Linked DNA regions of Homo sapiens: region 2 is linked to region 1. A link is an interaction called in ENCODE POLR2A ChIA-PET data of the cell type or tissue named here. Cell type or tissue: A673. All regions are shown on one strand. Links, peaks and the distances in the headings refer to the core of each region. The heading gives the core; the rest is flanking DNA. Region 1 overlaps DLG2 (discs large MAGUK scaffold protein 2). Region 2 overlaps DLG2 (discs large MAGUK scaffold protein 2).

Region 1 (7,570 bases), core at 1,914-4,413:
CCCTATGTAATTTTAAACATTTTCTTTCTTTCTGTTTTTTCTTTTTCTTTCTTTCTTTTTTTTTTTTTTTTGAGACAAGGTGTTGCTCTGCCACCCTGACTGGAGTGTAGTAGTGCAATCATGGCTCACTGCAGCCTTAACCTCCTGGGCTCAAGCGATCCTCCCACCTTAGCCTCCCAAGTAGCTGAGGCTACAGGCATGCACCACCACACCTGGCTAATTTTTGTATTTTTTGCAGAGATGAGGTTTCACCATGTTGTAGAGGCTGGCCTCCAACTCCTGTGCTCAAGCAATCTGCCCGCCTTAGCCTCCCAAGGTGCTGGGACTGCAGACATAAGTCATGGTGCCCAGCCTAGAACATTTTCATCACCCCCAAAAGAAATCTTATATCTATTACTAGCCCCTGGCAACCACTAATCTACCTTCTATTTGCATGGATTTCCCTATTCTAGAAATTTCGTGTAAATAAAATTGTATAATATGTGGCCTTTTTTGTCTGGCTTCTTTCACTTAGCATGTTTTCAAGTTTCATTAATGTTGTGCCATCTGTCAGTACTTTATTCCTTTTTCAGCTAATAGTATCCCATTTTTGAATATAACACAATTTATCCATTCACCCATCAATGGACATTTGGGTTGTTTCCAGTTTTTGGCTGTTATGCATAATGGTGCTATGAACCTTAGTGTACAAGTTTTTGTGTAGACATATGTTTTCAGTTCTCTTGGGTATATGCTAGGAGTAGAATGACTGGTCGTGTGGCAATTCTATTTTTAGCTGTTAGATGGACTGCCAGACTGTTTTCTAAAGTAGCTGCACCATTTTACAATCCCACCAGGCATGCTGAGGGTTCTGATTCTCTACATCCTTGCCAACACTTATACTGTCCATCTTTTTTATTATAGCCATTCTTGTGGGTATAAAGTGGTATCTCCCTGTACTTTTGATTTGCTGTTCACCAATGAATAATGATGCTGGACATCTTTTTATGTGCTCATTGGCCATTTGCATATCTTATTTGAATAAATATATATTCAAATTTGTGGTAGGCTGAATAATGCCCCTCACCTCAAGAAATTTATGTCCCAATGCCTGGAACCTGTGAATATGTTACTTTATATGGCACAAAAGACCTTTCAGATGTAATTCAGTTAAGGATCTTGAGATGAGGTGACTTTCTTGGATTATCCTGGGGTGTCCAATATAATCACAGGAGTCCTTATAAAGAAGAGTTAGTAGAGTCATAGTCAATGAAGAGATAGGATGATGGAAGTAAAGGTTGGATGGAGAAAAGGGTTATGAGCCAAGTGATTCAGATGGCCTTTTGAAGTTGGGAAAAGGAAAAGAAACAAATTATCCCATATAGTCTCTGGGGTTCCCCTGTCAACATTCCAAGTTTATCTCAGTGAGTCTGATTTTGGACTTCTGACGTCCAGAACTATAGGATAATAAATTCGCATTATTTTAAGTCACTAAGTTTGTAGTAATGTGTTACAGCAGCAATAGAAAATAATACGAAATGATTGATCATTTTTAAATTGGGTTATCTTCTTATTGTTGAGTTGTAGGAGTTTTATTACACATTCCGGATACAAGTCGTTTATCAGGTATATTATTTGCAAGTATTTTCTCTCATTATGTGGGTTATCTTTTAACTTCTTGATAGTGTCCTTTGAAAGCACAAAGTTTTTAATTGACGAACTCCAAGTTATCTATTTTTTCTTTGTTGCTCATGCTTTTTGTGTCATATAAAGAAACCACTTCCTAAACCAAGATCATAAAGATTTACTCCTACATTTTCTTCTAAGACTTTTATAGTTCTAGTTCTTACATGTAGGTCTATGATCCCATTTAATTAATATTTGTCTACAGTGTGAGATGGGAGCCAATTACATTCTTATGCAGGTATATATCCAGAAGTCTTGATAGAATTTGCTAGAGAAAAAAAAAAAAACAAAAATCCAACGAGTCATGTTTGCCACAAAGTTATTAATATTTCGGTCAACTCATAGGTGGATTTCCTTTATTGGAATATATGGCAGTTGACAGAAATAGGAAAACTCCAGCTGCGAAAGACTACTTGTGGGTGCCTGATGTTCTACCAGATGTGCAGCTGAAATTATTCTTCTTGTATAGAAATTTTCTTGTGTAACATAATACTAAATTGTTGGGGACTTGTCGATTGCCAGTCACCACAGAACCACTTGCTAGGTGATTTTCTTCTTGTCCAAGTACTCTATAAATACAATTAGGGCTGATATTATGGACAGAGAAAATCAAAAGAGAGGGTTGTTACCCTTCAATACTTTTCACTTTTGTTGGGAGAGATGGAAAAAATAATCCTTAAGAATGAGTCCATTGAGATTTGCATCATACATCTTTCTAAAGAGAGCGCTGGTATCATTTATACTAGGTAATAAAGTCTCCCTTCTCATGAAGGTCTTCCTGTTCAGAGCAACAGCTGGGCTTGTATCCTGCTTTGACCCCCAAAACAATGATGAAATAAATGTTTACTTGGATTTGGAAGCACTAGAAGTCTCTGCCTTTGAATAAAACATTTACCATGATCATAGTCATTTAGTGCAACAATCAGTTGGGGTACAGTGGAAATTGACAGGTTGGATGTTGTGACTTGTGGGGTTTTTTTATTTGCAATCACCCAAACTCATGACAGTTCAGTATGGAGAGGTACTCTAAGAATTTAGCAATCTCTTATGCTATTTCCACTTCCTAGAAATCTTTCATTTTCTTAAACAATTGGTAAGTGGGTCTTGGGAATAAGTGTCAGACTGTGATGCCTGGAAGTTACTCCCTTTCCTCTGTTTGGTGCTTCTCATTTGCACAGAAAACAAAAAACAAACAAAAAAACCAAGCTGAGCTTTATCTTTTCCATTTCTAAGCCTTCATCTCGTGATGATTACCAATCATTTTTCTTCCTTCTTTTCCTCCCCTCTCTGTGTTTCCTTTTCCTCCCCTCCCCTTCTGTCTTTCTCATCGTGTTCTTATTTTAAAATCATCACTGAGTTAGTGGATATACATTAATGAAAAAGCAAAAAAATGAATTGACAAAGGACAGCCAAAGGACAACGTTGTTGTTTATACACAAGAACTGCATTCTTGAAACATTCGTCCTTGACCTCTCAACTTTGTCAGTACAGTCAAACCTCAGTATAATCATTATTCTTGTTTGAAATAAACATGTATGTTGTCTTGGTTTTTATGAGGACAAAGACAACCTTACCTGTAAACAGACACAGAAGTAATAAATGAAGCAATGGATTTAAAGAAAAGAAAACTTCTTTTTTTTTATATCTTGTCTGGGAGTAGAAATGATTATGCTGAAGGCTAAGAGATTAAATTGTGTCACTTGTCAGGAAATTGGCAAGCAGCCATCTTTTCTGCCTGTTTCTACATGGTGCTTTTGTGCTGTGGATGCCTTTAATAAACGCACTCTTGTGTAAAATGTCATTGCTGCATTGCCAAGTGGAGGCTGTCATGTGATAGCTCTTCCCCATGATGACATATCAATATTGGTCCCTGGCAATTCTAGGACTTCAAACTACACAGAGGGCATTTTTATAATTCAAATACAAGTGAAGAAATAAAAATCATTCTTCATATCATGGATGTATATCTATTTTGCTCTGAAAGAAAACCTAATGTTCTTTTCAAATACTGCTTAAAGATAGGTAACGCTGGCCAGGCGCGGTGGCTCACGCCTGTAATCCTAGCACTTTGGGAGGCCGAGGCAGGTAGATTGCCTGAGGTCAGGAGTTCAAGACCAGCCTGGCCAACATGGTGAAACCCCGTCTCTACTAAAAATGCAAAAATTAGCTGGGCGTGGTAGCAGGCGCCTGTAATCCCAGCTACTCACGAGGCTGAGGCAGGAGAATCGCTTGAACCCAGGAGGCGGAGGTTGCAGTGAGCCAAGATCGCACCATTGCACTCCAGCCTGGGTGACAAGAGTGAGATTTCATCTCAAAAAAAAAAAAAAAAAAAAAAGATAGATAATGCTATCAAATTTTAATGACTACTCTAGAAGACAAAACACAAATGACGAGTAACATTTTTTAAAAGTTTCATCTTACTCTTAATCAAGTAAATGCAAAGCAAAGCAGGGAAATATACCATTGTTTGCCTTGGACATACGTGTATGCCAAAATTACATATGTGAAACCACATGCAACACTGACAACATATTGCAAAGTAGGACCTCTCCAACATTGTTGGTAAAAGTAAAATTTGGTAGAATATTTCTGGAAAGAAATTTGGTAACATGCATCAAAAGGTTTTAAAATGTTCATTCTATCAGGTTCAGAAATTCTATAGTAGAAATATATACTAAGGAAATAATGAGGTACAAGGTTAATAATGTTTTCCAAAAGATGTCCATATATTTAAAATGCTCATAAACTGAAAATAAATTCCAAACAATGTGAATGGCTAAATATGCTACTTTATAGCAATTAAATTATTTGCAAAGGCTTTTTTACTGATACAGGGAAAGGTCTCTGAACTAAGGTTAAGCGAAGTTAAACAAAAATTAAATATCATATAGAGTATGATCTAAACTAAGTTTAAAAGGCAAAAAATATCAGAAAGACATGTACAAAAATGTTACTAGTGATTAGCTTTGTGTAGTGCAAAAATGAAAGTGCTGTGTTTTGCTTAGTCTTTGTCTACTCTTCTTTATTTTATATTTATTACACAAAGGACAAATATCACGGCCATAAACACACATACCCGAAAAGTTCTATTTAAAAAGAAGTTCTATCAGAAAATGGTCACTGTTCAGAGAAATTCATCTAAACCGCCATGTGCTCTTCTTGCCTTGCCTCTTGACTTAGCCCTCATCTCACATTTTCCCTGCAGTTTCTGGCTGTCTCCCTCACTCCAGCTCAGATTCACATCTCCAGCCAGTAGAGGGAAAACAGGTCTCAGTCTCCATCTCTGCTGTCCCTCCACCCGAGGGACTAGATTCCTCCCTTTTACTGGCGTGGGTCCACCTCTTGCTTTTGATTGATTGTGCTTTGGCCTCTTGCCTTTAGGTATTAGAAAGTCCCAAGTCCAATCATGAGGCCTGATCAGTGTTTCTGAAGTTTTGGGTGTGACAGTATTACCGGAGACCTGCAACAGCAAGCTACTCTGCAGCCCAGTTTAAGGGAATTTTAGGGTCCAGAATTTATATGTCTATATTAGTTTCTTGTTGTTACATGACAATTTACCACAAATTAATCAGTTTAAGACAACATATACTTATTATCTCAGAATTTCAGCAGGTCAGGAATCTAGACGTGACTCAGAGGAGTCCTCTACTTTGGTATCACGAGGCTGCATGCACTGATGTGTCAGCTGGACTGTATTCATTTTGGGAACTTGGGGTTCTCTTATAAGCTCATGTAGCAATCTGCAGAAATCAATTCCTTGTGACTGTATGTCTGATGTCTTCTATCTTGCTAGCTGTAGCCTGGGGACTTACTTAGTACGTAAAGGATGCCTTCAGGTCCTTACTACACAGCCCCCCATAGGTTCTTTAACAACATGGAAGTTTGCTTCATCCATGCCAGTAAGAGAATCTCTCTGTTTTTAAAAGTCTCATTACATGGGTCAGTCTGAATCAGGATAATCTCCATTTTGATTAAATCAAAGTCAAATGATTAGGGGACTTAATTACATCTGTGAAGTCCCTTTTGCCATATAAAGTAGCATAATCATGGAATTGAATCTGATCATATTCACAGGTCCTGTCCACATTCGAAGGAAAGGGATGTAGGTTATTAGGGGGCATCTTAGAATTTTGCCTACCACACTGTCCATCCCTGGCTGCCACAGACTTGTGGCTGAGGTTCAGCATTCTGCTAAATAGCTGGCTCTATAGATAACAGAGTTGTATTGCAGGCCTTGCCTTTTACATAACTCCTTTACAAACACTATTTCATGTAATCTTACTATATCTTCTTGAGATATATGTTCCTATCTCCAATGTACCAGTGAGGAAACTGAAGAACATAGAGCTTAAAAAGGGGCCCAAAGTCACATAGCTAGGAAGTAGTACCTGAAACCTTGGTCTTTGACTCCAAATATTGTGTTCTTTCTCCTATATCTCTTTTATGAGAAGTTGTTCTTTCAGGAGAAAGAACAACTAAGACTGGAGCTTGATTTGAAGTCTGGTCTACTTAGGGAGGAAGTCACTTCTCACTTTATCTGTGCCTTTAGTCTGCACTGTCACTTTATATTGGCTATGATTTCGCACACACAGGAAGGTTTTTCATAATGATTCCAGGGTTCCTAGAATTGTTTCCTAGAAAATTACCACAAACCGGCTGGGTACGGTGGCTCACACCTGTAATCCCAGCACTTTGGGAGGCTGAGGTGGGCGGATCACAAGGTCAGGAGTTCGAGACAAGCCTGGCCAACATGGTGAAACCCTGATTCTACTAAAAATACAAAAATTAGCTGGGTGTGGTGGCGGGCACCTGCAGTCCCAGCTACTCAAGAGGCTGAGGCAGAAGAATCGCTTGAACCCAGAAGGCGGAGGTGGCAGTGAGCCGAGATTGCGCCACTGCACTCCAGCCTGGGCGACAGAGTGAGTCTCCGTCAAAAAAAAAAAAAAAAAGAAAGAAAGAAAGAAAGAAAATTACCACACACTTACACACTTACCAACTTGAAACTATTTCTATTTATTAGCTCACTATTGGTGTATGTCATAAGTCTAGCACAGCGAGGCCAGAATCTCTGCTTAAGTTCTCACAAGGCTGTATCAAGATGTCAGCTGAGCTGCATTCTCATCTCAAGGTTCAGGGTCTTCTTCCGAGCTCATGTGGTTGTGTCAGAATTCAGTTCCTTGAGTTTGTGGGACTGAGGTCCCTGCTTCATTGTTGGCTGTCAGCCTGGGGGCCTCTGTCTGCTCCTAGAGACCATTCTCATTCTTTCTCACATGGCCTCCTTCATTTTCAATCCAGCAACAACGTGTCAAGTACATCACACATCTTTAACTTCTGCCACCAGCCTGAGAAAAGTCTCCACTTTTAAGGGCTCATGTAATTAGACCAGGTTCACATGTATATTCTCCCTATTTTAAGGTAAATTATACCATATAAAAATCATAGGAGTGACATCTCATCATAGTCACAGGTTCTATGGATTATGGTATAGAATCTTGGGGAGTGGCATTTTTATTTTTATTTTTATTTATTTTGAGATGGGGTCTCGCTCTGTTGCCCAGGCTGGAGTGCAGTGGTACGATCTCAGCTTACTGCAACCTCTGCCTCCCTGGTTCAAGCCATTCTCCTGCCTCAGCCTCCTGAGTAGCTGGGATTACAGGCGCCCACCACAACACCCCGCTAATTTTTGTATTTTTAGTAGAGATGGGGTTTTACCATGTTGGCCAGGCTGGTTTTGAACTCTTGATCTCAAGTTATCCACCTGCCTCAGCCTCCCAAAGTGCTGGGATTACAGGCATGAGCCATCGCGCCTATTCGTGAGTGGCATTTAGAATGATGCTTACCACAGTGGGTCTTTTTTTTTTTATTTTTTATTTTTTATTTTTATTATACTTTAAGTTTTAGGGTA
Region 2 (7,570 bases), core at 3,165-5,664, 540 kb before region 1:
CAGCAACAACAACAACAACAACCCACTGAGTGCCTGTTATTGGCCAGGTTGTGTGCAAAGTACATTTATGTAATTCCATCTCATTGAATCCCTGTAAACAGTTTGAGATATAGGTATGATTATTTCTATTTTGTAGATAAAGAAGTTAAGAACTAAGGTTTTAATTCTAATTCTCACAAAAACCTTATGTGATAAATATAATTTTCCGTATTTTAAGATAAAGAAGCTGAGATACAGAAGAAGCAGCCTTTCCTTCTCTAAAATTGCAAATCACTCTGCTCTTTTACCTCTCTGGGAAGCCTACAGCTTCTAGTCTTGAGTGGGAATATGTCTTATCTCCTTTACTACATCAGAAACAACATCAGGAGCTCCCAGACCAAGTCTCAGCACAGAGTTTTCACAGATGGATTTATAAATGAACAAGTGAATCAGCAAATTACTCCCTTCTGTGCTGTGAACTTGTTTGGTCTAGGGAGGCCTTTGCTTTCCTGACAACATTAAGATGCAAGGAACAGAGTGCTTTGACTCAATTTCCTTCATTTCTTGAAGTTGAGGCCTCTGCTTGATTAGAGGAGACCTGGTCCTCACCTTTCTATGCAGCAAGAGAAAGAACACTAGCAACGGAAAATAAAGTCTGCTCTCTGCTCCATCCCACTGTGCCTGGCTTGGACACATATGACCCATTTTCACATTGTCAAGGTAAGCACATATGAATAGTGCAAGAAGCATAGATGTTGGAATGAAGAAACACACGGTTAAGTCAGTCCACTCTTTCTAGCTGATTGTCACTGAGAAAATAAGTGGAGTAATCTGAGCTTCAGTTTTATCTATAAAATGAGGTTTGTCATTCCTACATCTCACATATTTGCAGAGATTCAATGAGATGATAAAGGAAGAGCATTTCACATAATAACTGGCAAAACAAAAGTTCCTTTACTTCACCTCTTCTCTACTCTAAAGATGAGCAAGTGTCCCACAAGTACTGGAAGGGAGATGAAATAAGGATGGTGTTTTTACAAATGTGACATAAAAATGCATATGTAGTAAACTTCTTCAAAACATTTTCTCACTAGAGGGGTATGGGAAAGGATGCTGGGAGCAGAGAGATCTAAACTTTAGTTGCTCTTATTTTATAAAAATCACAATTTTCTATTTGTATTATCTTCTTAAAAACAATCATTCGTCCACTCGTGCATTTAGTGCATATTTGTCTTGAAAACAGAGGAGGCACCCTGGAAGTAAAAAGAAGCTTAGATGGAGTTAGGAGTGCAGATTTCTAGTCCTGGCTTCAACATAATTCACTATGTGATCTTGAGTAAGGTACTTAACCTCTATGGGCTTCAGCTTCTATAATAATTAATAGACCAACTGCATTTCTCTAGGATGTATTCAACTGTGACCCAAAAGATAGCTCCCAAAATGTAGGCATTATTCTCATTTTATCGAAGGGAAGATTTATTATGTTCTGTGGATTGTATGACATGGGTTATACCACTTAATCAACCTTATAAAGCAGATTGGTATTATTTAAAGATACTCTTCGTATTACAACAGACTGCTTCTATGTTTTGAGGGTGTTGGCAAATGTCCATTTCTATTGTTCCTAAAAAATCAGGCAATCACTGTCATGACTGCAGATAGAACTAATTGGACACCAACCAGAAGCCCTTACAGGTTGGGCCTCCCTGCAGCTATAGCTTTTAGAGTATAATCAGGGAAGAAGCATAACTTCCAGGGGGAACAACTTTCTCTTTCTCTCTCTTAAGTCCTCAGTGCTCCCAATTCACCAAGAGATGTGGTATGAGCAGATTTCACATGTCCGGGGGCTTGCATGTTGATCATTTTGGACAAGTCATCAGAGTCTCCAGGGACGGGGCCCATTTGAGCCCACCTTCTCTTTCAGGCTGTCCTGGCAGTCTGTCAGATTGGCTGAGCTCCAATGTTGACTCATAAGTCTCTTATCTGAGGGAAACAGAGGCAAATCTGAACCTGCGCAGAGCCAGAACTCACTGGACCACAGTGAATGGCATTTCAGGTTTCAGGGCTGGGTGAAGCTGCAAAGATTAATCATCTTAAAATCATTTTCCTTTCCCCCAAATGCCATCAGCTTGCTACTCAAAAATTAAATGTGGGTAAGAGGAAGACTGCTTGGATGAACAGCCCAGGTTTTATGACACTTTCAAGAGCTCTTATGTTCTGGGTCTGTGTATAAGGCAATTGAGATATGTTAACTGAGATATTTCAGAGAAGCTGACACAGCCCTGATTACAGTCTTTTATTTCTGAATTGGGCTAAAAATGTAGATCAAGCTTTGATATTCACCTTTCAGTATTTTACTGCCATTAATTAGTAAGCTTGGGGTGGGAAAAAGAAGAAATAACCTGGCATGGAATTTTATTATTGCTAATAGTCGATTATCATTCAAACATTTAAGTTTATATATGCATGACTCGTGAAGATCATGAGATGGTAAACTCAGATAGTCCTGGATTCAAATATTAGCTCACTATTTTAAGCTGCAGTATGATTTTCAGCAAATTACTTCATATCTTTGTACCTGGGCTTCTGTATATGAAAAATGAGGGGCAAGAATCCCTGTCCGACAGGGTCCTTATAAGAATTACACATGAGAGCTTTTAGAATCCAGTAGGTACTCAATATTTGTTAATTGAGTCTAAAAAAATCTAAATTTTTTCCCCTGTAAATTCTATACCCTGGTTCTACTGTTACTCACTGGAATATAAACAACTTAAGCCTACCTCTGCTATCCAGTAGCACTCTTTTAAGTGTTTATGGACTGACAAATGATAAAGCTAGTACGGTCCCTAGCTCAGCAGAGGTGCTGGATAAAACTCGTTTTACTCATGAGTATATGAAAAACGGGAGAAAGACATTCAAGAGCATCTGAAATGACTCCTCCAAATCCTTAGTACCATCATAGCAGCTCATCAGGGTAAGTAATGACATTTACACACCACAATATCAGACAGTTGGGCAATCACTTTGCCTGCCCCAATACTGAGTTTGTTACTTTGCCTATGATTTTTCAGAAAACTGGATGGAAACTACAGGCTGTACTGTAGCAGGAGAAGACCTGAAATTAGGGAACTTACCCTTCTAAATCTCATATGCCCGTAAAGTTTCCCATTATCACCTGTTGACTAGAGATAGAGAGGACATATGGTTCCTTACTCACCCAGGCAAAAGCATTGAGTTCAGAATGTAATCAAATTCCCACAGATGGAAATGAGATAATATTCATTTAAATATTAAATGTGATATTATTTTCATAGTCTCTACTATGTGCCAGGCACTCTATAGTTTGTTGGGACTCAGCAAAGGCTTTCTTCCTACAGTTGTACAGCTTGATGTTTGGTTGGGAATATGGGTAAGAAGGTACATTCATTTGGCCACTTACTCATTTTCATTCAGCAAATACTTTTGAGCATTTACTGTATGTCAGTGATGGTTCTAGGAGCTTGGGATCTATCAGTGAATAAAAACAGATAAAAATTCCTGCCTTCATGGATTTTACATTCTAGTAAAACGAGATTGGCAAAAAACAATAAACATAATAAATAGGCAAATAGTATGATAGGTTAGGAGTTGATTGTTGCTATGGAAAAAGTTAAAAATAGAGCACGGTAAGGGGGATCAGGATTCTGGAATAGAGTAGGGCTATGGTGACAGTGAAGGCTGCATTTTCAAATGGGGTGTTTTTTAAGGTAGGACTCGCTGAAAAAGAGATGTTTGAGGCAAGGCTTGAAGGAGGTGAGGGAGTTAGATATACAGGCATCTGAGGAAAGAGTGATCTCAGAGGGAACAACAAGTGCAAAGCCTGTAAATACAGTTACAGTTGAGTCTCATATGTGCTATGTTAGGAATTAGTATAGGGTGCTGCTCTGGGATTGTAGAGCTCCTAGGAAGCCTCATCAGGTGCTCATAAAGAAGTTGGTGAATGGGGAGATGATTCATCCAGATTTACTAGCAGAGGGGTGGTAGCACATCTGCCCACCCCTACCTACTAAGCAGCCTGATCTTTAGGCATTTTCTTAGTGGAAGCCGCCTCTGTAATATAGTAATCTCATATTCTTGAGGGCTCAGCTTCCTTCCTTCAGCCTCTCCCCCTTCCTAAGTCTCATTGGAAACATGCACATGAGCTGGACCACTGAACAGCTTTTCTTCTTGTAGACACACATGACCACAATTTATAAAGTGCAAATCAAATTCTTTGGCCAAGAATTTTTTCTAACATTGTTATGAAAGTAGAAGTATTGATCAATATAAAAAATTCTGCAACTTTCATTTTTTGAAAACCATGACTTTCTCTGGGAATCCTTCCTGAATCTATCAAGAGAAGGCTATTTCTTCCACTCTCTGTGCCACATTGTAACCTTGTATGTGGTCTTATTCTTATGCTTAGCAGGCTACATTTCAGTTGATTTATCTGTAGGTGTATCTTTCCTTCTAGACTTCTTGACTCATGAGAGTTAGGTGAAGTCTTACTTATCTCTGTGCCCCTTGCAAAGAGGAAAAGGTGCTCACAAAACCAGGCTAAACTGAACTGAACTAAATTCAGAACACAAACTGTCTGAACTTCAGAAAATTGCCTCATCTTGTTTGGTCTCTTGAAGTTTCCCCATCTGTAAAATGGGATTAAAATATTGTATGACATCAACTCTAAGATTTTTTAAAATTTTTATGTCTAAAATCAAGATGTTTTTCCACTATCAATGCCATCTCATAATTGAATTGGCAGAATTTTTCCTTTTTTGGTAACACATAGGGTACATCTTAAAATCAAGGACAACCTAGATTCAATAAAACATGGTAGAAACTATCTCACAAGTTGTTGTGAAGATTAATGAATTATAGATGAAAAGCCCTCAGATCAGTACCTGGCACAAAGTAAGAAGTAAGCACCGTGTGTGTGTGTGTGTGTGTGTGTGTGTGTGTGTGTGTGTGTGTGTTTGCTGCTGCTGCTGTTGTGCTATTACATATTGTAAGTCACTTGGAATCACCTCATCATTCTCTTCTCTTCTTGTACACATTTTTGCAAACACTTTTAGTACTCTTTCCTCAGTGACTGTTCAAAAATTGCTGATAGCTGAAACACTGTGCTGCAGTCTGACTTTCACCCAGTAAGGTTCTGTTCAGTAGCTCTATTTAACTGAATAAAATGTCTGTAGAAAATGTCCCTAGCATTTGCCAATAGTTCAGAAATTTAGAGGAAAAAACCTAAAGAGATCCAGTACATTATGTTTATACTTTTAGTATTTATAGTTTATGTGAATATTATTAGTATTTTATTCCAATAGCACAATCTTTTCTTTTTTTTTCTTTTTTTTTTTTTTGTGGGATAGTCTCGCTCAGTCACCCAAGCTAGAGTGCAGTGGCGCAATCATAGCTCACTACAAACTTGAACTCTGGGGCTCAAGGGATCTTTGCCTTAGCTTCCTGAGTAGCTGAGTAGTAACCATGTCGGGCTAATGTTTTCATGTTTTGTAGAGGCTAGGTCTTGCTTTGTTGGCCCAGGTTGGTCTTGAGGCCCTGGGTTCAAGCAATCCTCCTGCCTTGGTCTCCCAAAGTGCTGGGATTACAGGAATGAACCACCATGCCAGGCCTATAGTCTTTAAACTTTAGCACTTAGGTTTTCAAGCTGGGACATTTTTCCATGCACCTAGTGTAAGTCATCCATACATCCACTCATTAATTTACTGAACATTGACAACATGTTTGGCAACAGGATAATGGAAAATGTTTGTAAGACTTGGGAACACTTGTTTTGCTGTTTACTTGCTCTGTGGCTATAGATAAGGTTCTTAAATTCTGTTTCCTACTCTGTAAATTAAAGACTAATCCTGCCTGAATAGATATTGTTTGAATTCATTGAGGTAACATATGTAAAACTCCTATATCAGGGAGGCTGGTATACAGATACATGAAAAAATTGCAATAATAATATGTATCAGCACAGAAACCTATGTTTCAACTCAACTTTTAAGGGATGCAATAATGATTTAGTACAAATTTGCATTTATTTTAATATTGATCTATCTAACAATATTTACCTCGTCCTTCCTCAGTGCCAGATCTGGGACTAGTGGTTCTATTGGCAATAAATACTATGGGAGCTTGGAGCAGAAGATGTTCCATTGGGCTGGACTGACTGGGCAATGGGCCTTGCTCTACTCCACAGTACTATCTTTCCAGTTGGTAAAGCAATCAGAGGCTGTAGGACTGCTCTGAAAATAGTCAATACAGTGTAACTTTTAGATGCCTGAAACCATGCAATCATGGCTTCAGTCATATTCAATAAATGCTCATTATGTGCCATGCATTATGTTAGGTATTTGGGGATACAGTGTGAATAACAGAAACAAGGCACTTTTGGAATTTAGAGACAAAACAGATGTAGAAGAAATAATTACCAGTACAACACATCATAAAAAGCAGATGGGCAAGTAATCCATGAGAGTATACAGTGGAGAGAAATGGAAACTATTCTGGAGGGACCAGGTTGGGAAGGCTTCCAAGAGGAGCTGCTGTCTAATCTGAGCACAGCAGGAGCAGCAGGGTGGGCAGAGGGAGCTGCACAGGCAGAGGCTCTGCAGTGGGAAACAGCAGGCAGCAAACCTGAAAGAAGATCAATGTCTGGGATAGTCTAAGATGAGACCAGAGGGAAGGAGAGGCCAGGTCATGGAGAATCCTGTAGATCTTATGAAGGATACTTTCTCTTTTTAGAGTAATGGGAAGCCTTTGGGGATTTTAAACAGATGTGAGATGATCAGATTTACATCGAAAACAGATCTTTCTGGCTTTAGGGTGGAGAATGGATTGGAGAACCATAGATTGGGCAAGACAGGATGTTGAGATCCCAGGTAGTGGGGAAAGGTAGTAATCCAAATGATGATGGTTTGGGTACAGTGGTGGCAATAGGATGGACAGAGGTCTCAGATATTTACTTTGGCCAATACCTATCTGTTTGTCAGTCTGTCTGTTTCTCTCACCAAAATCTATGGGCAATGTTTTCAAAATTTTATTACCAGAATATATCATTTTTTTTTCTTCAAAAGGAAACTTCTAGAAATATAAAAATAAAACATTTGATTGCAGACAGGGGAAACAGAATTTCTGGTTTCTCTTCCACTCCAACTGCAGAGCATACCTCAGGTCCCTAAGAAGAATTTTGGGTCTACTTAAATCAGAGCTTGAAAATCTTCAATCTAGTACTTAGTTCCCAAACACTGTAAATGAAGAAAATCTTCTCTTCTTTTATTGATATCATGACATCTCTAAACCTGTTTCCAATCTCACAGCCATTTCCAATCTCACAGACATCTATTTGTTTCCAAAATGAAAGCTTGATGGCAATTCTCCTTGGAGCATTTTTAGCAAATATAACAAGTCTCCTTGAGATTACTAGAGTAACACCAGGGTGTCCCGAACTCTAATTACAGGAACTCTGCAGGATGAAACTGTGATTAGTCCTCACAGGAGTAACCACAGCCACTCAACAGAATTCAGTAGCTATTTATGGCACGTGTTTTGAGGAGAAGACTTCTTTCTG

What was found. ChIA-PET counts read pairs that join two places held together with the same protein. Peaks named below come from ENCODE experiments on the same cell type or tissue, not always from the same donor. Only the 100,000 strongest peaks of a DNase experiment are listed, where the experiment ranks them.
Region 2: POLR2A ChIA-PET joins it to region 1 with 11 read pairs; 1 of 35 experiments calls an interaction of 5 or more read pairs at or near these places.

Annotation. Positions count from the first base shown.
Region 1 is chr11:84,086,437-84,094,006 of GRCh38, forward strand. The region is part of intron 10 of DLG2 (discs large MAGUK scaffold protein 2); the gene reads right to left. Among named protein-coding and RNA genes, the nearest start is that of DLG2-AS2, 450 kb to the left of the region's middle. In A673, for the core only: no CTCF peak of the experiment used is centred there; a DNase peak (open chromatin) is centred at 3,415.
Region 2 is chr11:83,548,560-83,556,129 of GRCh38, forward strand. All of the region lies in intron 19 of DLG2 (discs large MAGUK scaffold protein 2), which reads right to left. The region is part of intron 2 of LOC107984425 (a long non-coding RNA gene); the gene reads left to right. Among named protein-coding and RNA genes, the nearest start is that of DLG2-AS2, 85 kb to the right of the region's middle. In A673, for the core only: no CTCF peak of the experiment used is centred there; no DNase peak of the experiment used is centred there; H3K27ac peaks cover 125 bases.